Linked DNA regions of Homo sapiens: region 1 is linked to region 2. The links are chromatin loops, found by intact Hi-C in ENCODE. Cell type or tissue: Panc1. All regions are shown on one strand. Each heading gives the region's core, and the rest is flanking DNA. Links, peaks and the distances in the headings are about the cores only.

Region 1 (9,226 bases), core at 662-8,661, 230 kb after region 2:
CTGAGGGCTAGGCACAAAACCACGAGGAAGAAAAGGCCATCCAGGGACTGGAATGCTGCGGAGGAGATGCCTTTGTCCTTGTTTGCCTTCTGGAAGCTCACGGGTCTCCTGTGACAAAGAAGCCTCCTGATTCCATGTTACGTTCTTGAAGAAAATGTCTGTATTTCACTCCCTTCACTGAGCACCATGCTGAGTCGTCAAATACAGATGTTCTTCCCAACCTGCATTCTTGCCTCTCTTCTCCATTCTCTGCCCTTGCTCCCAGGAGATCTCAATCACAGTGATGACTTGAATTCTCAGGCTAGCAAACCTTGGAATCATGAGCAAACAAACCTCCTTCCACCTTCCACATTTAGCTTATCTACACATCATGGAACTTGTCTCCAGAGTGGGTCCCCAGTGAGCCATGCCTTGTGATATGCACGGCCTTCTGCCATGCCTTCTCCAGAATCTCTGCCCGTCCTATGACTCTCTTTTGATCAACGCAATGCAGTGCAATTGATGCCATCTGACTTGCAGGACTGGGTTAGAAGATGCCTCTCAGATTCCATATAGGTCTCTTGGAAGATCCGCCCCCGGGAAAGCCAGGCCATGTAAGACCATTGACCACCTTAGGACCACCAGGCTTGGAGGAAGCCAAGACACCCACGTGGAGAGGCTGTGCAGGGAGTGAGGGAGGTGCAGCCAACCCTCACCTGGCTCCACTTCAAGGCCCGGGGGCCAGACCTGAGCACTGGAGCCATCCTGGGCATCAGCCCAGCAGTTGTCAGAAGACTCCAGACACATCTGGCATTTGTCACCAACCACATGAAAACTGTGAGTGGACCTACCCAGTGAGGGCAGTGGGAGAGCTATGAGAAAGAAGCTCAAGTGGTTTCTGGAGGCCACTGGGTTTTGGGTGGGTTTCCACATGGCAGCAGCTCCTGGACCTCTCCCCCTGCAGAGCACCCACAGCTGCCCACCCTTGCGTTCCCTCTGCCCCTGCCTTCAGTAAGCCCTCAGGGTCTCTTGCCAGAGCCACGGAAACAATTTTGTTTTCCCGTCATTGATGTCTTTCACTTCTAATCCAAGATAAATACAGCAGTTATCTTAAAAAATACAGGTGGGATCTTCTCATGACTTCAAAATAAGATTTTTGTTGAATAAAATGCAGTAGTAAGGATTTGTGAAAAATAAACCAGAGAAAATGTGTTGCAGTAGAGAAGGAAGGAATCTGTGGACTCCGTCTGCATGTTGTCCTGGACGTCTCCACCCTCAGGGATCCTGAGGGTCTCTGCAGAATCACCGGGACTTCAGTGGGCATCGTTGGATCAGCAGGCGGACCGCCGTGTAGGGTCTATGATGGAAGACGTGTGTCACTCCCAAGGAAGCCTGGATACAAAAAGCATCTGTGCCAAGACGCAGCCCTCACTCTGGTATTGGGCAGAACACAATCCATGTTGTGAGACCCATGAACAACACGTGACAGGGACTCCCTTTAGAATGCAAATGTTTCCCTAATCCTTATATTCTAAACAGCATAATACGTTCATTAATTATATTAACTTAACGGAATAAGAAAACCATGACTGGGGTAGGATCATCACAATAAAAACTAACAAAAATTAGGAAACATACTAGAAATAAGAGCTGCGTCTCCACTAGATAGCAATGAGGAAGCTGCTGAGAGAGGAAGAAACTGGAGACAACCCCCAAAATAATGAGACAGAGCCAGAGTCGGTAATAGGCGGAACATGGAAAGTGAAAATCTTCAAATGCTTCTCATTTTTTTAATGCATGTCATGATTCTTATGCTTATGTTTGGGGTGTAAAGTTGATAGAATGACAAAATATTATATTATATATGTACAAAAACACACATATACTCACATGCCCACACTATATAATGGATATATTTGCTAGTTGTCAGGGTTTTATTCTATATTTATATTCAATAACATTTTTATATTATTGAATATTATTTATATTTTTATATATAATATTTTATATTCAATAATATTCAATAATAATTTTTGAACATCTATGTCAAACAAAGGCCAAGTGGAGAGTTAAGACAATAGGATGGAATCAAATGAAGGTGGGAAACTGACAGGCTCCTCCAGGCGGTGTGCTCCAAACCATCTTAGATATTTAATATGAAGAATTGCTTAAAATTTTTCAAGCATAAGTTGAAGTATATTAATCAATAAAACAACTGAGATAATCCTATTCTACTTGAAGTCCTAATTGAAGATAACTTAAGCAAAATAATTGGTGCATAAACACTGATATTAATGATTTCTCCAATAATATTATGTGGCTATAACTAAGGTTGAGATATCAAAATCAGTGATTCCAGAAATTCCCAGAGAAACTCTACTCAGATATCCCATAGCCATAAAATCAATTACAAGGATGCCTGTTACAAACATAGAAGGGTTATAAATGTGGTTATGCCTTGTGCTTGTCAAAATATTTGAAAATTCCTCAAATTTTAAAATCGACAACAAAACAAATTCTGTTAAGGATAGTGCCTTGGATACTACCAATCAATATTAAATAATTCCAGTCATTTTGCTTGGATTTTTTTTCAGTGAAACTTGAATTATTATGACAAAAGGAATTTTAAAAATCTAAATTTAACAATTATCCATCAAATACCACTTCCTCCCTCCCAGACTAAACTACCACAAGAAAACATCAAGTACATTCTACTTTCTCAACAATAGTTTTATCAAGGTTGGAACACTGACATTTTCATAATGAGAGGTAAATAGAATAAGGCGCCATCTCCTAGGAGAACAGTGACGGAATTAAGAGCTCTCTGTATAAATGACAGCGTGCGCCAGGGCGCATGGTTGCTTCCAGTTTTCCTGCCACCATATTCATTAGGTTAAATATTCAACCATGTGGTTAAGACAAACATTTGAAGATACAGAATATCTCTAGCTACTGGTTGGGTTTGCATTTACACTGAAACCTTACGCTACCTCTGAATCACAGCTTCACGCTAACAGGACATTTTCACGTACATTTTTCAAAGGTGTGAAAACATGTTTGACCTGGCCAAAAAAAATTAGAAAAATGGTGAGAGGACAACCTGTTAGGCAATTTGCTAGGAATAAATAACACTTGTAATAATATATTGCTTTAAAAATTACAGAGTGCTTTTACCTACATAAATAGGCACTTAAGAATTCATGCTTACAGTAAATAAATAGTAATCTATGAAAAATGTAGTCTAAGGTAAAAACTCATAAATATCTCATCTTATTTGGGAGTCATTACCCAAAAGTAATTAAGGGAAAATAAAATTCAGTTTTTGTGTAATGAATATATTAAAAATTTATCTCAATGCAGACTACTGAATTAAGTATTTGAATTCTAAAACAAGTTTTCAGAATTAAATGATCATATTTCCATTTTCCATTTTCCGTAAGAAAAAATTCATCTTAAAACCTGGAGTAGGAGAAGCATGCTGTGCATTTCAGGGTACATCCCTGAGTGCAGCTCAGCCCAGGTTTAACCTCAGTTCCTTACTTATTCTTCCCTTGCTAGTGACAAGAGTTAACATCATGATTCGCATTAATACAAGACACAATAATATTAATTTCATAGTGTTAGAAATACTCAAGTATACAAAACTGTATGTATGCATTCTCTTTCTAATTATAAATTATTTCAAATGTCCAAACTAACATACATTACCTTTTAAACATACTAACTGTAAAGTGAAAGTATTTTTTTTTAATCATAGCTATCTTACGTCACTTACAAGGAAATTTGGTTTGCGGAAATATGACAGAGAAAAGAAATATGTATGTGTGCGAGTGAGGGTGTGTGCCTGTTTAAGAGAATAAAGGAGACTTAGATGACTGAAAACACCTAACATTCACAAATGAGGGAAATGGAGATCAACCTTAGGAGATTTGCCCAGCTCGTTACAAAATCTGGGTTAGGATGCCGTTCTTTGCCCCCCATGGTAACAGAGTTTTAGTCTAGATCGCCGGCATGCCTCACTACAATATGATAGTGTTAATCGTCAAATTAGCTCAATCAGCTGAGTTTTCTATGAGGAATGGACACTGGTTCCTTTGCGTCTACATTCACAGCCCTGGGAGGGAGTGGTCGCTGCCCTTGCAAGCTCAGCTTAGGGTAAATCACAAGCCAGCCATGTACACCTTAAAGCTGGGGATGAACGTCATCTGCCTGGGCCTCTGTTTTCTCATAAGTCACGTGCTGCTTGTAAAATGCATAATGTGATGACTATAACTTAACCTGTTTCAAAAATAGTACTTACCTCTCTGCTTGTCTCTTCTTTCCACTACATTAAGCTTCCTATTAAGGCCTTTTTTATTTATTTTTATTTTTAAAAATCATTGTAAAGTCAGTACAGGGCTTGTTCTCCATCTCACTCTTTTAAACCTAAATTATTGTGCCCTGAAGGCCGGCTCTGTACGCTGGTACACTGTGAGGGATGGATGTGAAGCTAAGGGGAGTCATGCTCTTACAAAAATCAAGCTGTTGGTGAAACTCAAACAAGAGAAGCTAAAAATTTATAATTAAGGTAACTCTTAAGGTATTACTTGTTCCTATAAAGCAGTTTGTAAATTACGAAAGATGATCCCATGCTCCCCACTCCGCACTGTGGATACGAATGTGCGCATTGCACACACGTGTGTGTGTATTATCCTCATCTCTGAACCGTGCAATACCTCGCTCATAGCGACCACCGAAGATTCCTACCAGCTGTCCCCATTGAGTGCGCACTGTGTGGTGGGTGTTTTAATCTCAGGAATCCTGCAGACTCCCCCGAAGTCCATTTCCAGTGAACCTGTGTGTTAGACCCACGGCCACCAGGTGGCGATGGCGGTCACCGGGAGGCCGGCGCGGAGGAACCAGCGCCCACAGACCCTTGCTCGGCGGAAGTCAAGGAGGTGCCCCCCAGCCCGTGGATCGAACTGCCGGATTTTCATTTTATAGTGCAACTCTTTTAAACATGATTCCATGTTAAAAATAATTGTGCTTGTAAGTCTTTTAAACTCGCTCTCCTTCAATCATATTGGCGAGGAAAACATTTTCTAATTTGCAGCCCAGGCTGGAGTGCAACGGCGCGGTCTCGGCTCACTGCAAACTCCACCTCCCGGGTCCGGGTTCAAGCAATTCTCCTGCCTCAGCCTCCCGAGTAGCTGGGATTACAGGTGTCCACCATCATGCCCAGCTAACTTTGTATTTTTAGTAGAGACGGGGTTTCACTATGTTGGCCAGGCTGGTCTTGGACTCCTGACATCGTGATCCGCCCGCCTAGGCCACCCAAGGTGCTGGGATTACAGGCATGAGCCACCGCCCTCAACCTCTTTCTTTGTTGCTTTTTGTTTTTTGAGATGGAGTTTGTTTCGCTCTGTCACCCAGGCTGGAGTGCAGTGGCGTGATCTTGGCTCACTGCAACCTCCGCCTTCCGGGTTCAAGCAATTCTCCCGCCTCAGCCTCCTGAGTAGCTGGGATTACAGGTGCGCACCACCATACCCAGCTAATTTTTGTATTTTTGGTAGAGACGGGGTTTCACCTTGTTGGTCAGGCTGGTTTCGAACTGCTGACCTCGTGATCCGCCCACCTCGGCCTCCCAAAGTGCTAGGATTACAGGTGTGAGCCACCGCGTTTTTTCAAGCTTTCAGGAATTCTCTATTATGAATGCAGTCTTCGTCCTCCCACTTTGCTACTGGAGCCCAGGAGGGGGCTGCGGTCGCCTGTGATCTCAGTCCCTTCTTGCTCTATCAATGATTGTTTCTGCCACATGAGACCACCCGGGAAGGAAAGGGTTGCTTGGCTGATGCCGGCCCCGATGGCAGGGAAGCACTGCTGCTCCCCGCACCCCTGACCAGGGAAGGTGAGGTCTTCCTACGCTCTTGTTAAACTGTGCGTCTGTCAGCAGGGCGGCACCGTCATCTGGCGATGATGTGCACGTGGACCTGATTATGGCACTGGTGAGATCCCACACTATCCAATGTGACTAGCAATGCCGTGCAGTCAACTGCCTGTATCTCCCACTCACTTTAAGAGTGTGGGCACCGGCTCCAGACTGTCTGGCTTGGAGTCTGAGTGCTACTTCTTCCTGTATGTGCCATCTTGGACGATGTATTTGACCTTTCTGTACCTCGGTTTACTCATCTGTCATGGGAACACTGCAGCCCCTCTCTCCTGGGGACTCTCATGGGGACTCTGCAGGTGGAATGCACTGATGGATACGAGGTGCTCAGAGCAGTGGCTGGAACACGGAAGCACCCAGGGCATCAGAGCCACCATCATCACAGAATGTCTGCCTGTGTCTGGCATTAGACTACACGAAGGGGTAGGAAAAAGCCCACCTTCCTCCCTGTAATGGCCGGCGTAGGCACATAACACATGTGTAACACGCTATCATATACAAAGTAATTCATGTACAGGGTCCAAGTTCTTAAAGAACTCAAGTCCTCCAAACAAAATAGACGATTTAAAGCTAACAGCCATTACTTGGACATTGTTGTATAGTCTTGGGCCATGGGCAAAATTTACCAATGTGTAAGAGTTTAAAGTTGTTCCTCTTCGCTTCTCTGTCACAGAGAACGCTGGGTTGGCCATACAACTTACTGTCCTTCCGCATCAGTGGAGGGTTCTGTCTCTGCCAGGCTGGTTCCTGGTGTTTTGTACAGAATTGTGGAACTGGGAGGGAGGATAGGAATGTGTGTGTGTGTGTGTGTGTGTGTGTGTGTGTGTGAGAGAGAGAGAGAGAGAGACCAATGAGTAGAAGACAGAACTGGATCCACACAGGGATTTCTATGGGGAGGCGCAGACAGGGACAGTAGGAGAGAGAGCTTGGGGGCAGTCACACAGGGTGAGGGAATGAATGCAAACTGAGAGAAGCCAGGAGATTGAGGGGTTTTCAGGGCACGCTGGCTCGCCTGACCTTGTGTTTCCTCCCCAACATTCTGGCACAGTGGGGGATCATCTGACCCATTTCTTTGGGCACAGCATCACTGCCGGATGAAACTCTGAAGGCTCAGGCTATGTTGGGTTACCCTGTTTTTCTGTAATCCTAGGATTTAAAGAATTTGATTTGTTTGGGGCTGTTTCAGCATCTTAGAGCCTGTGGGAGGCGGAATAATGCTCTTCTTTCCAGAAAAGAAATCCCTAAAGCGAATCCCTAGAACCTGGGGATAAAGTATGTGAGTATCTTACATGACACAGGAGACTCTGCAAGTGTCATTAAGTTAAAGTCCGCAGATGGGAAGTGCTATGGTTTGGATCTGTGTCCCGCCCAAATCTCATGTTCAATTGTCATGCCAAGTGTTGGAGGAGGGGCCTGCTGGGAGGCAATTGGATCATGGGGCCCATTTTCCCCTTGCTGTTCTCACGACACTGAGTTCTCGCAAGACCTGGTTGTTTAAAAGTGTGTGGCAACTCTCCCTTTTCTCTCTTCCTCCTGCTCTGGCCTTACAAGATGTGCCTAATTCCCCTTTGCCTCCCGCCATGACTGTAAGTTTCCTGAGGCCTCTTCAGCCATGCTTCCTGTACAGCCTGTGGAACTGTGAGCCAATTAACCCTCTTTTCTTTATAAATTACTTAGTCTCGGGTATTTCATTATCTCAGTGCAAGAACAGACTAATACAGGAAGATGATCTTGGATAGTGGAGGGCCCAGTGTCAGTCCTCACAAGGGTCTCTGTAAGGGAAAGAGGAAGGCAAGAGGGTCAGAGAAGTAGACGTGATGGTGAAAGCAGACATTAGCATGTGGCGGGGCCCTGAGCCCTGGAAAGCGGCTGCCGCTGGACACTGGGAAGTACAGGGAACAGCCTCTCTTGGAGCCTCCAGGAACACAGCCCTGCAGACCCACTTCAGATACTGACCTCCAAAGCTGTAAGCCAATCATCTGTGATGTTGAAACCACAGAGTGTATGGCCAATGTTACCGCAGATGTAGGCAACAATACAGAGACTTTTCCTAAGACTGCAAAATGCCCTTGGAGGACTCCCAGCCACCCACTCGCTTTTGGGTTCTGCATTTTCTTCCTCAGTTTCTTTGGCCTGAAGAGGGCCCTGAAGAATTCACATGTGGATATGATGTGTGTCTTACACACAATTTGAAAATACAACCACATAAGCCAATTAGGGATAGGCGAATATTACAATAAAAACAAGCTATTCTTTTTCTTTTTTTTTTAGATGGAGTCTCGCTCTGTTGCCCAGGCTGGAGTGCAATGGTGCAACCTCAGCTCACTGCAACCTCTGCCTCCTGGGCTAAAGTGATTCTCCTTCCTCAGCCTCCTGAGTAGCTGGGATTACAGGCACGTGCCACCACACCTGGCTGATTTTGGTATTTTTAGTAGAGATGGGGTTTCACCATGTTGCCCAGGCTGGTCTCGAACTTCTGACCTCAGGTAATGCACCTGCCTCGGCCTCCCAAAGTGCTGGGATTACAGGTGTGAGCCACCCTGCCTGGCCCAGTTATTCTTTATATTTGCATATTTTTAGAATTTTAGTAGCTTTGATTATCTGCTATATCTCATTGATTCTTTCTTAAGACCATGTGAGGTAAGAATACCAGGATACTATTTCCATTATAAATGCAGAGACAGATGTAAAGAGGTTGACTTTTCTGGAGAACAAGGGGTGGTCCCGACACAAAGGCTGAAGTTGTTTGAAGTATGGCCAGACACTTTGCTGAGGCACAGACATGTCCACCTGTGGCACAGGTGGGGCTGCCTAGAAGCCTCCCCGACTCAGGTCGGTGCTGGCCTCTCCCAGCCACGGTTTCACATCACATCATCCCGTATTTTTTTCAACAAATACAATTTACCACTTACCTTGTGAGTGACTTTCCATAGAACTTAAACATTAAAGGCAAACCTTTATCCATAGTTAGTTGAGGTTTTCTTAACTGAATAAGCAATGTATAACCATTAGAGAAACACAGAAGGAAGTCTAAAATATCACATAAAAATCTCAGGGCCTCTCATCCTGCTTTTCTCTTTACCTTCCTGTCTCTTCTGCCCTTTTACTAAACTACCCAGGGGCAGTTCGACACCTTGGTGTCTCACACACACCTGCCAGTCTCCCTCACTGCTGGGGTGGTCCAGGCCTTAGTGAGTGGGGGTCTACTTGCCACAGCCTCCTGTCTTGCCTTCCCACATCTGGATCCAAGTTTTATTATGCCACAAAGATGAGCTATTGAAGATCTATTTCTGATTCTACTTAAAACCTTTAACAATGCTA
Region 2 (9,226 bases), core at 676-8,675:
CTTGCTGGAGCCCCAGTGGACGCTATGCACGGGAGTGACCCACACCCGAGAAACCCCAGGCCATCACCTCTTCTCCCCCGAGACATTCCCATTCACGCGCATGGCTGATCACGTGCACCCGGGTGCTCTCGGGTGAGCCAAGTCAGCTGCCGAATGGTTCAATTCTTTATAACAGAAACAAGGGTGCTACAGGAGCAAGCTTCGAAGTGGGAGATCACACATTAGCTCTCCTCCCAATGTGGAGGCTGAAATCACACAGCTTTCTGTCCTAAAAGAGCTGAATTTACACAGAGGTCAACTCATTCCCCTGATAAGGAAATACGGCCTCCTGGTAAAGAAACCAGACCCCAGCCGAGGGCAGTTGTAATTCACAGAGTTCTGTGGATTGACTATTGTAAACTGTGAAAGCAAAAGATTACCGAAATGAGGATTATTCCTAAGAACTTGGTGAGCAGTCAAAGCGGATGACCTTCCTGCACCCGAACAATGGAAGCTGTGGGGTGAGCAAAGCTCACATCTCCCTCCAGGAGAGCCTGGTAAATAATCTCCCTGTGCCTGCATTAAGTTTACAGTGGAGAATCTAAGCCTCGGGATGGTCTAGAAATAAGTAGCCTTAGCAAAAAGCAACATCTTGACCTACATTCAAAATGTTAATTCTTTGATTTATGATGTATTTTAAAATGCATGTAACCAGGTTAAAAAGATGTGTTAGATGTGGCTAAAATTCCTGTATGCTCAAGCTGAAAATGCCTAGGATACAAGCCTAGGGACTACTGCGCGTACGGGACCATCGCAAGGCCAAGGGACCAAAAGTACAATCTGCTCACTGCCGTGATGACTCAGTCCAGGCTGAGACATCAGGAAAACTAACAAGTGTCCCAAGGTTCTTTTTCCTACAAGGAGTTACACTAATGTCGGGACTCGTGGTATTATAAGATAAAGGCATGGATAATAAGGAGGAATCTTAATTTGGCCAACCGAAGCATCAATGGAAGCCTATTTGTTGGCTCCTCTTAAGAGCCAATTCTCTGTGATCGAAATGAGTTTGTATTTGGCTCACATTGGTCATACCTACACCATGCCCATGTCAACAACGGCACACATATCTGGAAGCAGAAAAACATAATTCCTGGCTGGGAGAATATGGTTCCTTAAGAAAATGAAAAAGAAAAAGAAAAGGCTGACCAGCTCTGATAGGTTTTGCAAGCTCTTTCCTGCTGTTTCTTTCAGGGAATCCTAGCAAATGAAATGTCACGAGAAGAAACTTTTCTGAGAATCAGAGCTCATGGTGGGCAGAGTTCTCACCCCCCAAAACTCTAATTTGCACAAATGTATTCTTTTTCGCTTTTTGGCCTGTGGTCTCAGTGAACGTCACAGCCAGGCAGGGCTCACGGTGACCCTGTGAGGTCGACTCCTAGAAAGGGCATACAAGGTGACGGTGAACTCCACCTCAAAGCATCGACGCGCAAAAGTCTGCCAGGCACAGAGGCTTTCGGAACTGGGTGTCCCTCCTCCGTCTGCCTCCTCGAAGTGTCCCTTTTACCCTGGGGGCTTCCTCCCTGACTTCTGAGCCTCTGAACTATGTCTTCGACACACCAGATGGGCTAGGGAGCAAAGAAAGCAACAGTCCCAGAGTTGGAGTAAGATTCAGGTGCACGTTAAATTTTAATCCAGTTTCAGTTTACATATTATACATAATTAGACAATGAAGTGATGGATTTTCTTTTCAAAACGTCCCATGTTTGCTGCTTTGGGTAAGACCAGGCAAAGTGTTATCTCAGGAAGTTTAAGAGCTTAGAGGATCCAAGAGCGAGAGTTTATCTGGAAAATTTGTTTTGTCCATGATCAAGAATGTCCTGTTAAAGGCCAAATATCACAATTCAGTGTTGGAAGTGACAAGAAGAAAATTTCCAGAAAGTTCCATTTGTTAGCTGACATGTATTGTAGAGAATAATTTTGGGGGTAATTGGGGCCCACTTTCTACTATGTGTTTATGAACGATTAGAGACTGTTACAGGACACAGTGAATGGCTTAATATCACGATGTTAATCAGGGACGATGCTGCTGCAGGACAAATTAACCAAACCCTTGAAAATATACACAAAGAATATAAAAAAGGACTCATGCGGGAATTATTCTAAAGAAAGTTGTTGCGAGTCATGAGGGGCTCAGTCCATGCTCCTGGGCTTGAGAGACCCACTCAACAGATCTTGCTGACCCAGATCCAACAAGTAACAGATAAAAGGGGTCACCAATTACAAGGTTAAAGCAAAGAAATTATAACATGTGGTTATACCATGAAGCAACATTTGGTCATTGAAACATTAGTGTTTTTATAGAAGATGCTTGATTGAAATTCTTAGTTTTGAAGATCCATTCATAGAAAGGGACAATTTAAGAAATTCAGTCAAGTTCAGATTTCCCAGAAAGGCTCTATCAGAATAGGATTGACTTTTTGCAAAGATAGGTTTAGACACATGTGTGGCTTTTCGATCAACCAAAATTAGCAAAAGGCCATCCACCTCCTGTAAGATACAGTCTCCCCTCCAGGACAAGACAGGAAGGAGGGGCTGCCCATGCGCACCCTGCCCTGGAAGGCATGAAGAGCTAACCGGCTCCCTCGGAAAATGCTAAAGGTGGGGACCGTCACACCATCTTGCAAGATGAAGTAAGAGAAGAAGAAAGTGCCGATGCTGGAGAAACAGCAAGTTGGCTCGGAATTTCAAATCAACATAAGCCGCCAAGCCCAACGTGAAGGGATGCAAGCCAAAGAAAACGAATCCCTGCAGTCTCTGACCAGTTAGAGGCAACACTAGAAGCAACTTTTACAGAGGCTGTTTTCCTGTCTACAGCTGGCCTGTTGGAACTGGAGATGTGCCAATCTTTGGCAAAGTGTCCCTCATCAAGAAATTCAAAGGAATGCTGCCATGTTCTGATGTATTGGCCAAGTTCCAAGTGGAGTTAGTCATGTTTTGACCATGAGGGAAATGTGGTTTCGAGCCATACAAAAGACGCCTGAACAAAGTGGGTTGAACTGCTCTTGCTAATGCTGTCCGTTTTGAGATCCTAAATCTACTTTTCCATGAGGCACTGTTTTGGATGAGGCTACAGACTTTACAGCCGTTAGGTAAGAGGAAGCCCTCCAGGCGTTTACATTCCATGAAGAAAGTTCCAAGGGTCTTGTGGCGAAAGAGCTAGTTCAGGAAGTCACTGAACATAAGCAGGTGATCTAGGGCCCTAGGGCCTTGGACAGGGATCCTGTAAAAGATGACATGGGTGTGAAATAGAAGCCTACACTTTGCAATAGTCCTGGTCTATCGTCAGGGTCCTCGGATGCCGAGGTGGGGTGGGATGATTGGGAAAGAGATCAAATGTGGGTTGAAAAGCAGCATTATCTTTGCCTGGATAACGCTTTTTCCAAACAAAAGGAAAACCAAGCAATTTGACATAATGATATGGCCTGTCCGATAATTTAAATCGATTATCTGGGGACTCCTGGCTCTCATCTCGCTGTGAGCATCTCCCAGGTCTCACCCTCTTTCCCTGTGTGCACCTGCACGTATGCTCTCCCCGGATTGCGGAGGCTTTGAGACTCCCCCTGTGACTTCTACCCACTTCTTCCAAACCTGTCTGGACCTACATCTAGAGATGTCTATGTGAAGGAGGAAAATCTCAGTGTTGCAGTATAAATGTAGGTATTTCACCAATTTGCCAGATTTATGCTTAAAAATTATAGGCATAGAGAAGAGGGAGGTAAAACTCTAGAATGATGTGTGTCTGGTTGAATTCCATGACTCTCCGGATCCCCGAACCGTGAGTTGTCACTGTCCTAAAGAGTATTCATGACTAAGACCACAGTGTATTTAAGAAATTAGCTATTATGATGGTAGATTTTGTCATAAGTGCTATTTAAGTATCCATATTGTAAATACTGCTATGAATTTCTTTTAAAAATTAAATTTTGATTATTTACAGTCATTTTCTAAAAATTTGAGTAACTGTAAAATTTCCCTTCCATATGCATGCATATCTGAAGAGAAAACACCCATGCTTTAGGATATCCCAGATAGGAAGGATATGATATGAACAAGCTGGAGGTATGTCAGGGGAAAAGGCAGAATGGGTTGTGTGGAAAAGTGGCTGAAATTCCGAGGATTCAATCCCATGTCTACATCAAGGCACTGGGGTGCACAGGCCATGTTTTTTAACAGACATTTTTCTTTGCAAATGACATATCATTTTTTTTTGTGAACTACTGAGTGCATGGATTTTTAAAAGAGAATTATTGTCATTAAATCTTACTTGAGTTCTTGGGAGCTGGTGGCCAGCATACTTCGAATGCTTTTGTCCGCCAGGGGGCAGCCAGACAGACTGTAAGACAGGCCGGGACAGGCAGGTCAGTCAACTGCGAAGCGCGTAACTCCCAAACAAACACAACATAAAAACCGAAATTAAAGAGTTTAATGCAGAAAAGCAATGGGCAAGTGCTGTATATTGAATTTTTTTTTGTGTAATTAATTCTGAATCGGTTCGAATATAAATTTAAGAAAATATTTCTTAATAAGCAATTGTTTAAAAATAAGATAAAACATTTGTGCTCTTTGGCTTAAATGCTTAAGAAGAATTTTACAAATTTAGGTCGTTTATTTGAAAATAAAAGACATTATACAACACATAAATTAGCATGCTTTTGAAGGTCAACATATAGCACTTAAAGGGTTGACACAGAATTCAACATTTTTACTTTGACAGCATTGTTGAGGTAAGCTGAAAACAATAAATTGAAAAGACAGAATCCACCATGAGAAAAATGAAGTCACACCTTCTGTGTGAGGCGTAATTACCAGTCACATGACCACTCCCATCACACCCTGGAGTTGGACATCTGCCACCAAACAAAAACAAAAACAGCCAAAATAGTAAGTATGTTTAAAAAAAAAAAAAACTTTTAAAAAAGTTTCATTGTTTCCAGTTTAGCTGCAATGTCTGCAAGGGGATTTAAGCACCCTGAAGAAAAGCGGCAAAATGCACGGGTTAAATGAAAATGACGCCCCCATCCGACAGAGCGTCACTGGGAACAGGCAAGTGCACGGTTAGCTGCTCACTCTACTGACCCAGCAGTCGGAAACATTTATATGCTGCGAATGTCGCATGCTCAAACGGCAAGGCATATACAGATCCAGTTTTAAAAAATCAGCCAAAGAATGGGAAGATTAAGAAGATTCATAATTTCACCTCACAGCATGCTTACGTTATTAAGTCCTTTTTGCTCTCCTTGCACTGAGGGTACTTGGGTTTGGGACTTGGGATGGTCACCTCCCCGGGATACCGTCTTTCTTCTAGAGCCTCCTGGAATGGGTCCAAGTCTTCTGGCTGTGGGCAAAACACAGCTTCAGAGCCACACGGATGATCACATGGCACACAGACTGAGGGAGGTGGTTCGTGGCTCTGGGGTGGCCTCTACATCTTACACCTCTTTCTGCTGTACCTTTAAGATCCTTTTGGTCCTGATAACGCCCCTACTGAAAATGCATATTGAACTTTTCTTCCACTGCTCTAAACTCCTAAAATGATGGTCACCTGTCAGTGGTCAGGGCCCTTATTCAATATTCACCTGGCTGTGCTCATCACATGGACACACACACGGTCTGGTAGCCAGAGACTACATTTAACTTGGTCTTCCTCATCCAGCATTCAGCACACACCTGTGGGTGGCTGCTTTATCCAACACTTGCCTGCAAAGATTCAACACTGGAACTACAGTGTCTTAGGGCTGAGCTTTCCCCCACCATTGGTCAGTATTTTACAAGCACATGCTTTAAGATTCAAGGTAATGGAGACCAATTTAGAGGAATGTAACTGTAAATTTCCTTTTCCCTTGTGTGTTCAACTGCAGTAACGTAGATGTTTCTACAGGTGGCAATGCTCAGCAGACACTTTCCTAAGTGTAGATACATGGGAAGGTTTGTCTTCCATGATGATCCAGGATGAAAACACTTCTGTCATTTTAGGAGGGCTTACTTTCAATTAAAATGAATTTGGAGATTCAACCACCATGCCTTATTTGGTAGTAATGATTCAACACTGCGGGAGAAAAAAATACTTAGAAATTTAGCTTGCCACTCTGATTTGGTTCTTTTTCACAATGCCTGGATATTGAAATCAATTTGAAGAATGCAGATAATAGGCTTATAAGCAGGTGCCCTCTCTGCCAATTTCTACATGGGGCTAATATTTCTTTTTTTTCCATTTCCTTGTTTCTGTAAGACACTAGTGCTTCGATGGTGGTCTCTCTATTGTACTAAAAACACATTTCATTTTTCAGTGAAGAAAGAAGATGTCATAAGACTTTAAAGTCGGTACATAAAGAAAACATTTTTCTTTATTTCTTTTCAAAGCCTAAAGGGCATTATATCTATTTTAATAACCTGAATTTGAACACTGTAGCTACTTCAAAAGTATGTTCTTGACATAGATGTTTTAGTAATACTGTCATAAACAAAGACTTAGGTGATGGTACTAAAATAGTTTATTCAAGGCTAAACTCTTTTGAGTACTTAGGTTTCTTAGAGAAGGGACACTGTCCTTAGTTTCGAAGGGCTAGTTAATTAATAGCACATAGTTAACCATTTAACTATCTAAGACTCCTATTAGAATTCTCTACCTGCAAGGAAAATCCTGTATTGTTTCAACAGGACACCCAGAAAAATGAACTCAGGTGCTATTTATACGTTTTCTTAGAGTAATCATTTGTAACAAAACATATTTGTTAGAAAATAAACTTTATCATTTACAAGAGTCAATACTTTGTTTCACTCTAATCAATGTTAGTCGCAAATCTCTTCTGGGTCAACAAAAACTGTTTTCTAAGTCCTCCTCAGCTAAAGGTCATATTTAAAGAGAAAATATATTTTCTCATAACGTATGTGCAAATGGCTTTTCTTTCAGCTGGGGCCCCATTTTTAAGTCTGGCAGTCAACACAGGCTCAATGAAAAGGACATACAGTAATGTCTTTGGACTCGTCCTCGTCTATCCTCCGGGGTTTCATTTTGGTGTAGTCTACGGGCAAGTCCCAGCAGTCGCCCTCGCCCAGCTGGAAACACCGGTTGTTCATCACTGCCTGCTGCTGGGGGGACATGGGCTCCAGAGGGGTCAGGATGGGGCAGCAGCTGTCCCGCGGCCTCTGCTTGTTCATGCTGAGGTCCAGGGTCCCGTTCTCATCCACCTCCATGTCAGGGTTCTGTCGGTAGAAAGACATAGTGACTGTGCTTGGCCCGGCATCTTGTGACACCACGAGTCCTTCCTCCCAGATTACAGTCCTGCCGTCAGCCAGTGTAGCGTTCAACACAGAATCCCTCGCTGCTGTTTCCTTGGCCTAAACTCCCAAGGCGGACAGGCCTTGTCTGGTGGTACATTCCTGCTATCCCACGCTTAGCTGCAAAATTGGTTGGAGAATCCAGGCATCCATCCCGCCATCCCTCTCTCCCTCCCTCCCTCCATTTCCCTATTTATCTACTGTCTATCCTCTCTCTCTCCTTCCTTTTTGTCCTATTGTATCTCTGATTTAGAGTTTGTTCAGAAGAAAATTACAAAGTGCTTAATTTTAATTTTATTACCGTTGCAAATACCTAAGAGATAAAAATTTTGTGTGTATGCATGTGTGCATATACATGTATGTGCATGTGTGTGTGTGTATAAACACACATATATCAGCTTAAAAATTCTCTTTTTTATTGATGCTAATAGTTCAAGAATTAGGGAGGAGGATAACAAAAGAATTAGAAGGATGAAGGAAGGAAAGAGAATAAACTAAAATTTACCTTGTAATACAATTTTTTTTTTTTTTTTGAGGGACAGAGTCTTGCTCTGGTATCCAGGCTGGAGTGCAGTGGCACGACCTGGGCTCACTGCAACCTCCACCTCCCAGGTTCAAGCAATTCTCCTGTCTCAGCTTCCCAAGTAGCTGGGACTGCAGGTTTGCACCACCATGCCCAACTAATTTTTGTATTTTTTAGTAGAGATGGGGTTTCACTATATGTTGGCCAGGCTGGTCTCAAACTCCTGACCTCAAGTGATCCAGCCGCCTCAGCCCCTCAAAGTGCTGAGATTACAGGTGTGAGCCACTGCGCCTGGCTGTAATAAGAACTTTTATAATGAAGATAATTTTCCACTTTACGAAAGAAGATCTGCAGTTGTAGCTAAAAATACCTTTACTACAGTGATTACCGTCTGATCTCTAGATTTCAGCAAACCTGCAATTTAGTCTACTGGCTTAAAAAAAAACCCCAAAGAGGTACAGGGTGAGGCTCTTTCATTTTTTAAATGATGCTTTGAAATGCATCAATAATTCTGCAGCACTTGCCTCTCAGGAAGAGAGTCAGAAGAATGGACACATGGACAGAAAGTTAAAAAAAAAAAATCAGAATACCCCTAACAATCCTGCATGTTTTTCCCCAAAGAGTGACACTCTCCTTAGCAAAATTTGATTTCAGAGCTGGTCTGAAAGCTGCTGCCTCCTCAAGGGTCTAGCAGCTCTCTCCTCTGGATGCAACAGCAGAAGGAAGATGCTTGGAATGAGACCTCCATCCCCGGAGCTGTTACCTTGATAAATTATACAGTATCATTCTGCCTGAACTCTCTTTGTCAAAGTGTACTCTGATTTGAAGCTTTGATACTAATTTAAGCTTTATAATGTTGGATTTATTCTCTCAGTCTTAGTTTAATTTTAAGAAAGTGCAACAAAATTTGGAAGGGGTCTCTGCCTTTTATTTTATTTTTTTTGTGGTTGCCACAGAATCTCTTCCATGCTAACCTTGCATTTTTGCAACCTTGATCACCATGAAAACTGCATGCACCTGACTCTTCTCCAATATCTAGGACTAAATATACTGATAGAAGAAAAAAACATTTGCAAAACGTAAGATTACTGACCTTTCTTCATTCATACCAACTACAAATATTTACAAGAACCACTGTCAGTGTGGTCCACTCAGGTACATGGCCAGGCAGCGCTACACAGTGGAGAGCCCTTTGTTTATCAGGAGAGGAGGTGAACATGTCCGCTGCTCAGCGTCTCCTCTGAGAACACAATCTGACCGCTCCCTGGCACCGCCTGGTTCTCCCCAGCCGCCTGGTGGCCTCGGCGAGGCAGCTGTCTCCCAGGTCTGTGCTGCATCTTAAACGCTCTCTCTCCTGCCCAGCATAAGCACTGGTTCAATTGATAA

The links. A loop is a pair of places that touch in the nucleus more often than their neighbours do. Peaks named below come from ENCODE experiments on the same cell type or tissue, not always from the same donor. Only the 100,000 strongest peaks of a DNase experiment are listed, where the experiment ranks them.
Region 1: it touches region 2 in a loop (2.3-fold over the local background); 5 of 110 quality-filtered maps call a loop at or near these places.

What each region holds. Positions count from the first base shown.
Region 1 is chr2:2,116,141-2,125,366 of GRCh38, forward strand. All of the region lies in intron 3 of MYT1L (myelin transcription factor 1 like), which reads right to left. Among named protein-coding and RNA genes, the nearest start is that of MYT1L-AS1, 200 kb to the right of the region's middle. RefSeq lists a silencer at 4,769-4,858. In Panc1, for the core only: a CTCF peak has its summit at 4,844 (motif pointing right); a DNase peak (open chromatin) is centred at 4,851; H3K4me3 peaks cover 445 bases.
Region 2 is chr2:1,882,236-1,891,461 of GRCh38, forward strand. MYT1L (myelin transcription factor 1 like) reads right to left here. Exons shown (of 25, transcript NM_001303052.2): 16 at 7,006-7,242; 17 at 5,253-5,374; 18 at 4,304-4,372. Among named protein-coding and RNA genes, the nearest start is that of PXDN, 140 kb to the left of the region's middle. In Panc1, for the core only: CTCF peaks have their summits at 4,338 (motif pointing right), 5,893 and 6,097; a DNase peak (open chromatin) is centred at 4,326; H3K27me3 peaks cover 1,206 bases.